Linked DNA regions of Mus musculus: region 2 is linked to region 1. The links are chromatin contacts, found by Hi-C or POLR2A ChIA-PET in ENCODE. All regions are on one chromosome and are shown on one strand. The core of a region is the stretch at or near the end of the contact, and the rest is flanking DNA. Distances in the headings are between cores, read along the strand shown. Region 1 has its middle 32 kb from the start of Gm4577. Region 2 holds the start of 4833427F10Rik (RIKEN cDNA 4833427F10 gene).

Region 1 (3,107 bases), core at 392-2,891:
GCCAGGGCAGAGTGAATGTGCGGTCCTAATGTTCTGTGGCCCCGCCCTGCCTAGGCCAGTGCAGAGCGAATGTGCTGTTCTAACGTATTATGGCCGCCAGAGGGCAGAACTGAGTCAAGAAGAAGAGAAGAGCAGGAGATGGCCGCTCAGAAACAAAAAGCTAAAGAAACTGAGATCGCTAACGGCCGCCAGAGAAGCACATTCCAGCGCGTATTCTCAGTGCCTTGGCATTTCAGTGTGGCTTTCTGTCCATCCAAGTCCATCCCAGTACAGGGTTGAGTTTGCAACCCTTTCCTTGGTGGGTGTTATGGTGCATGCCAGTGACTCCAGAGGCTGGCAGGCCACGATTGCCTTATTGAGTTTGAGCTAATTTGTGTCCAGCAGACTCTCTCTCAAAATAAAAAGTAAGAGGGGATTGGAGAGCTGACTCGGTGATTAAGAGCATGTACTGCTCTTTCAGAGGACTCGGCTTTGGTTCCTAGCATGCTGGTATCCAGCACCTCACAATCGTCTATAACTCCAGCTCTAGGGGTCTTTGATGTCTCTGGCCTCCACAAGCACCTGCACTCACATGCATACACATACACACAGTCGCATACACATAATTAAAACAATAAAAATAGTTTAAAAGTAAAATTAATGGGGCTGGAGAGCCTGGGGTGGTAGCGTACATTCATCCTTGACCCTAGCACTTGGGAGAAAGAGACAGGGCAGCCTGGTCTATACAGCAAATTCCTGGCTAACCAAATCTGGACCCATTGCTACAAGACATTGTTAGGGGCCAACGAGGGGACAGCAAAAAAAGGCACTTGCCACCAAACTTGACAATCTGAGTTCAGTCCCCCAAAACCACGTGGTGGGAGGAGAGAATTGACTCCTGACATTGTCCTCTGATTTCCACACTTGAGCTGTGGCCCGTGCCCTAAAGAAGGTGTCAGTTCCCCTAAAGCTGGAGTTACAGGTGACTGTGAGCCATCAGACATGGGTGCTGGGAACTGTCCTTGCATACTCTGGAAGAACAGCATAGGCTCTTAACCTCTGAGCCATCTCTCTAAACACCTAAAGCTTTTAAAATTTAATTACAAGCCTTCTGTGAGGCTCACTGATTTGAAAACAAACCCTCACTCTTCAAGTATAAAAAGCCCCCAGGAGGAAGATGAAAGACAAGCTATTTAATTGTTTTTCAGTAAGCTGACTGGTGCCCTTGGGCTCTACTGAGCTAGGAATTATTGGTAGGCAGTAAGCTCTTCCAGAACTGGCAGTCCCAGCTGTTGGGTGCCTAAGGCTCAGGGCCTATTGCTCCAGGCTCTAGATGCCAGAACCTGTGGCGCCAAAGCCTTGGGCCAGCGGCTTGCAGCTCTGTGCTGTAACCTCTAATGCCTGGCCGCTTTCACAATCCTCTGCTTCCAGCTGCCGCTGCGGATGCTGCAACTGTGTTGCTGTTTCCGGATACAGAGTTTCTCTGGTAGCCCGGGCTGTCTTGGGACGCACTCTGTAGACCAGGCTGGCCTCAAATCCAAAAGGTCCTCCTGCTTCTGCCTCCAGAGTGCTGGGATTAAAGGTGTGCTCCACTCCTGCCCAGCTTGGTGCTGCAACTCTTGAAAGCAGGATCAGACGCTGGGACCTCAGCTGGCCAGGAGGGGGAGCTGTAGCTCTGGTGGCTGGTATCGCTGTTCTTGGGCTGAGTACTGGGACTCAGACCTCAACAGCAGCAAGTATTTATAATCCCTGGGCCTTGGTGCTGGGATCCTCCATCCTTTAAGCTTGTCAGCTCCTGGAACACTTCCAGTGACAGAGGCCCACAGGGTTCTCTGGTTCTTCACCGTCCGTCTACCTTCAGCCTCAGCTCCTTCCTCTCTCCCACTTCCTCTTTCCTTCCATGGCCCCCCAGCCCCTCATTAATGCGACTCATCCCTAGCTGCTGCAGCAGTGGCTGCTGCCTCACTGTCTCTGCTTCTGCTGCATCTCCTCACCAACCTAAGAACTGAGTTGAAAGTTGGGTATGGTCAACAAAAGGCAGTTTGGCTGGCTGCTGGTTGACAGTCTGTCAGTTAAGGTAAGGAGACACCTGGGAAGGATCCAACAGCTGTCATGCAGGGAGTCAAATCACCCTGCCCCAACAATTTATGTAAAGGGAAGAGGGTCTATCACTGATACCAACAGTCCTTTTTTTTGGGGGGGGGGGAGTTTCGAGACAGGGTTTCTCTGTGTAGCCTTGGCTGTCCTGGAACTCACTCTGTAGACCAGGCTGGCCTTGAACTCAGAAATTCACCTGCCTCTGCCTCCCAAGTGCTGGGATTAAAGGTGAGCGCCATCACTGCCCGGCCCAACAGTCCTTTTTTAAAAATCACATTTTTTCCCCATTTATTTCATTTTGTGTGTGTGGAGGTGAATGGACTAGTGAGCTCTCACTTTTACCATGTGGCTGCCAGGGACTGAATTCAGATTATCAGGCATGGTGGCAAGTACCTTTACCCAAGACATCTGGATGACCCTCAGGAGCTATTTAAATAGTGCTTAAGTTGCCTTAAGAATACTTAGCTTCTACTCCAATGCCCCAAGCATAAGCAGGTCACTAATCTGTGCTAAATCGTTCCTTTCTTTTTTTTTTCTTTAAAGACTTATTTATTATTATATCTAAGTATACTGTAGCTGTCTTCAGACACACCAGAAGAGGGTGTCAGATCTCATTATGGATGGTTGTAAGCCACCATGTGGTTGCTGGGATTTGAACTCGGGACCTTCAGAAGAGCAGTCAGTGCTCTTAACCACTGAGCCATCTCTCCAGCCCAAATCGTTCCTTTCTTTGCTGTGAACTTCTCTCTACTAAATCTTGAGTTGAGTGAAAAGGGCAATGTGCCTTATCCTGGGGAAATAGCTGGCTATCTTATGGGAGTCTAAAAAGGGGTAGAGTTGACTTCCGAGTGTCAGCCAAGCCTCTTCTGGTCATACGTGGACAAATAATGACATCTGTCAAGATGTTTATGTCAAGAAGAGGACTGAGGGAAAGAAGACGTCCAGTTTTGTTTTGTGCTTCTATGGGGCTGAGGATGTACCTCAGCTGGCAGAGTCCCTGTTTGGTTTTCATCCCACCCTAACACCACAGA
Region 2 (3,107 bases), core at 415-2,914, 36 kb before region 1:
CTGTCCTCTCTCTCCTCACCCTCTGGTCTCTGAATGTAGCCCAGGCTGGCCTGTAACTTGTGATTCTCCCTACCTCAGTCTCCCAAGTAGCTGGCTGTTAGGCACCGGCCACAATGCTCAGCTTCTCCTTTTCATGGATTGATGTATTTGAGCCAGATATGGTGACACACATCTCTAATCCCAGTTCTTGAGAGGTAGAGGTAGGAGGAGAGATAGTCCAAGGACAGACTTAGCTACATAGTGAGTTCAGGCCAGTCTTAGCTACATGAAATCTAGTCTCAAAAATAAATAAATAGAGATATTTGCATTTTTCATTGATTTGTAAGGAAGGATCCTTTCTTCCTTTGTTTCTTCCTTTTTTTTTTTTTTTTTTTTTTTTTTTTTTTGAGACAGGGTTTCTCTGTATAGCCCTGGCTGTCCTGGAACTCACTTTGTAGACCAGGCTGGCCTCAAACTCAGAAATCCGCCTGCCTCTGCCTCCCAAGTGCTGGGATTAAAGGCATGTGCCACCACACCCGGCTGTTTCTTCCTTTTTGTTTCCTTCTTTGTTTCTTTGTTTCTTTCTTCCTTTCTTAATTAATGTCTGTGAGTGTTTTGCCTGTGGGTATGTACCGGCATCACATGCATACATACAGTACCCACAGAGCCCCGAAGAGGGCTGGCCTTATCTATGGTTGTGAGCCTCCTAGAACTCACTGTGTAGCCCAGGCTGGACCCAAACTTGTAATGATCCTCTTGCCTCTGTCTCCTGAATGCTGGAATTGCAGGTGTGAGGTACCTTTTAAGGATCATCTCTAAGCTGATCTCTAACACAGAGCAAACTTTCCATCTCTGTCTTTTCTTACACTGTCTCCCCAATTGCTCAGGATTACACATGTGAACTATGTTCAGTAAATAAAGGAGTATTGAAGACTCAGTCAAGTAAAACAGCTGTGTGGGTCAGGCACCTTGAAAATGTCACAGATGGCTCAAATCCAGTTTTTTCTTTTTCTGGAGATAAGGTCTCGTGTAGCCCAGGCTGGCCTCAAACTCCTAATGTATCTGAAGATGACTTTGAACTAATGATTCTCCTGCCTGTACCTCCCAGGTGCTGGCATTACAGATGTGTACCACTATGCCTGTCTTAGGGTTTTACTTCTGTGAACAGACACCGTGACCAAGGCAACTTTTATAAGGACAACATTAAATTGGGGCTGACTTACAGTTTCAGAGGCTCAGATCATTTTCATCAAGGTGGGAACATGGCAGCATCCAGGCAGGCATGGTGCAGGAGGAACTGAGAGGTCTACATCTTCATCTGAAGGCTGCTAGCAGAATACTTACTTCCAGGCAGCTAGGATAAGGGTCTTAAAGCCCCTGCCCACAGTGATACACATGCTCTAACAAGTTCCCACCTACTTTCACAGGGCCACACATTCTGATAGTGCCACTCCCAGAGCCAAGCACATACAAACCACCACAATGCCTGGTTTTTTGTGGTACTGGGAACTGAACCCAGGGCTTCTTCCATTCTAATTGATTACACTATCCACTAAGTTCCAACCTTAGTCCCCATTCATTTTGATTAAAAGCTCTTTTGTACATTGAAGTTTCTGATTCTTTGTTATGTTACCAAAAACCCCTTGCCATGAGACTGACTCTCATGGCAAACTCTGTCTCCTGTCTCTTGATGTCTATCAGGGCAGAGATTCCCTCTTGGTGAGCAACAAAACTGTCCTTTCTGACTCCTCCCCACGTCCCAGCCTGTGAGACGAAGCTTCCTTGTATGGCGTCCTGTTGCTGGAAGGGTCTCCTAGATGTCTGACCAGAGCTCGATGTTCTATATAGTCTGCCATAAATCCCCGTGTCTGACAGGCCTTGATTTGCTGCCATGGCATTCAAGGTATGCAAACAGCTTGGAGTGTTCTGCCAGGCTCGAGCGGAGGCCTTGGGTAAGCTTCTGCCTGTGGCACGGTGTGTGCCCGTTTTTGGACACAGCTTCTCATACTGTGTCACTGAGAAGAGTGAAGCCAGGTCACATCAACTATAGCTGCAAAAATTCTGAGCAGCTGGGCCTGCTGGGATACACCTGTAATTTCAGTGCTGGGGATGCGGAGGCAGGAGGATAGCTCTAGAGCTGTGTGTGTGTGCGCTTGTGTGTGTGTGTGTTTGGGCTTGTGTGTGTTCAGGGGTGTATGTGTGTGTTTCCAGGATCAAGCAGGGAAGATGGAGGACAACGTGTGGGAGTTGGTTCTTGCCTCTCACTGTGTGGGCACGGAGGACTGAACTGAAGTCATCCGACTTGGTGCCAAGGGCCTCCACCTGATGAGTCATGGAGCCAGGGGAAAAGAAGTGTTTCATGAATTCTGACTCTTATAATGAGGGCAAGGAACAACCTTAGAAGAAAAAAATAAGTGTTGCTTAGGAAAATGAAAAGCAGGTAAGTGCCTTTAATCCAGCACTCAGGTGGCAGGGCGGGAGGGTCTCTGTAAGCTTCAGGCCAGCCTGATCTACATTGTAAGCAAGTTTCAGGCCACTTGGGGCTACGTAGAGATCCTGTCTTTTAAAACCAAACCAAACAAACATCTCTGCTTCTTAAAAATGTCCTCCTGCTACATTGCCGGGGGCCGATGTTTGATTTTTAGAGAGTATTTGCTTACACTCCAGGGAAGTTAGGCAAAGCTGGGAGTTCACAGCGGCTAAGCTGACTGCAGGCCTTCAGAGCGCTCGCTCCTACAGGAGTTTTATCAACCCAATTCGGCAGAGGATGCTGGAATTTACCTAAAGTCACAGAGTGAGACAGGGTCTTTCTCTGAGACCTGAGGCACACAGATTAGATGAGGCTGCCTGATCAGCAAGCCAAGGGGCCTTCTGTCTCTATGTTTCCAGCACTGGGTTTAAAGTTCATGTTGCTCACCCTGGATGTTTATGTGGGTGCTGAGGATTGAACTGTGGTCCCTGTGTGTGTGTGTGTGGCAAGCACTTTACTGGGAGTGCATCAGCTCCCCAGCCTGGAGTTCCCACTCTTTCTAAGGCCCACCCAACATTCTAGCAGGACAGCCCCTTCCTCCAGTCAGTTCCAGAGGGGCTGTTACCCAGCTCAGAGCCACTGTCCAGTAGATTGTTTA

Evidence for each region. Hi-C counts contacts between places; a loop is a spot of excess contacts on that map. ChIA-PET counts read pairs that join two places held with the same protein, here RNA polymerase II (POLR2A).
Region 2: POLR2A ChIA-PET joins it to region 1 with 20 read pairs in Patski. The contact joins the promoter of 4833427F10Rik here to the enhancer-like site in region 1. A Hi-C loop is called at or near these places in 4 of 37 maps with a recorded cell type or tissue (T-helper 2 cell, heart and left cerebral cortex). POLR2A ChIA-PET finds 5 or more read pairs at or near these places in 2 of 5 experiments (Patski and embryonic stem cell).

The regions. Positions count from the first base shown.
Region 1 is chr17:35,735,018-35,738,124 of GRCm38, reverse strand. No RefSeq gene overlaps it. Among named protein-coding and RNA genes, the nearest start is that of Gm4577, 32 kb to the right of the region's middle. Within about 2 kb of position 1,641, at least 2 of the 3 ENCODE cell types and tissues checked have a DNase peak (open chromatin) inside an H3K27ac peak, as active enhancers do; they include heart, where a contact is called at or near this core.
Region 2 is chr17:35,771,007-35,774,113 of GRCm38, reverse strand. 4833427F10Rik (RIKEN cDNA 4833427F10 gene) reads right to left here and starts at 1,664. Exons shown (of 3, transcript NR_045459.1): 1 at 1,203-1,664. Gm32409 (a long non-coding RNA gene) reads left to right here. Exons shown (of 4, transcript XR_876780.2): 4 at 1-290.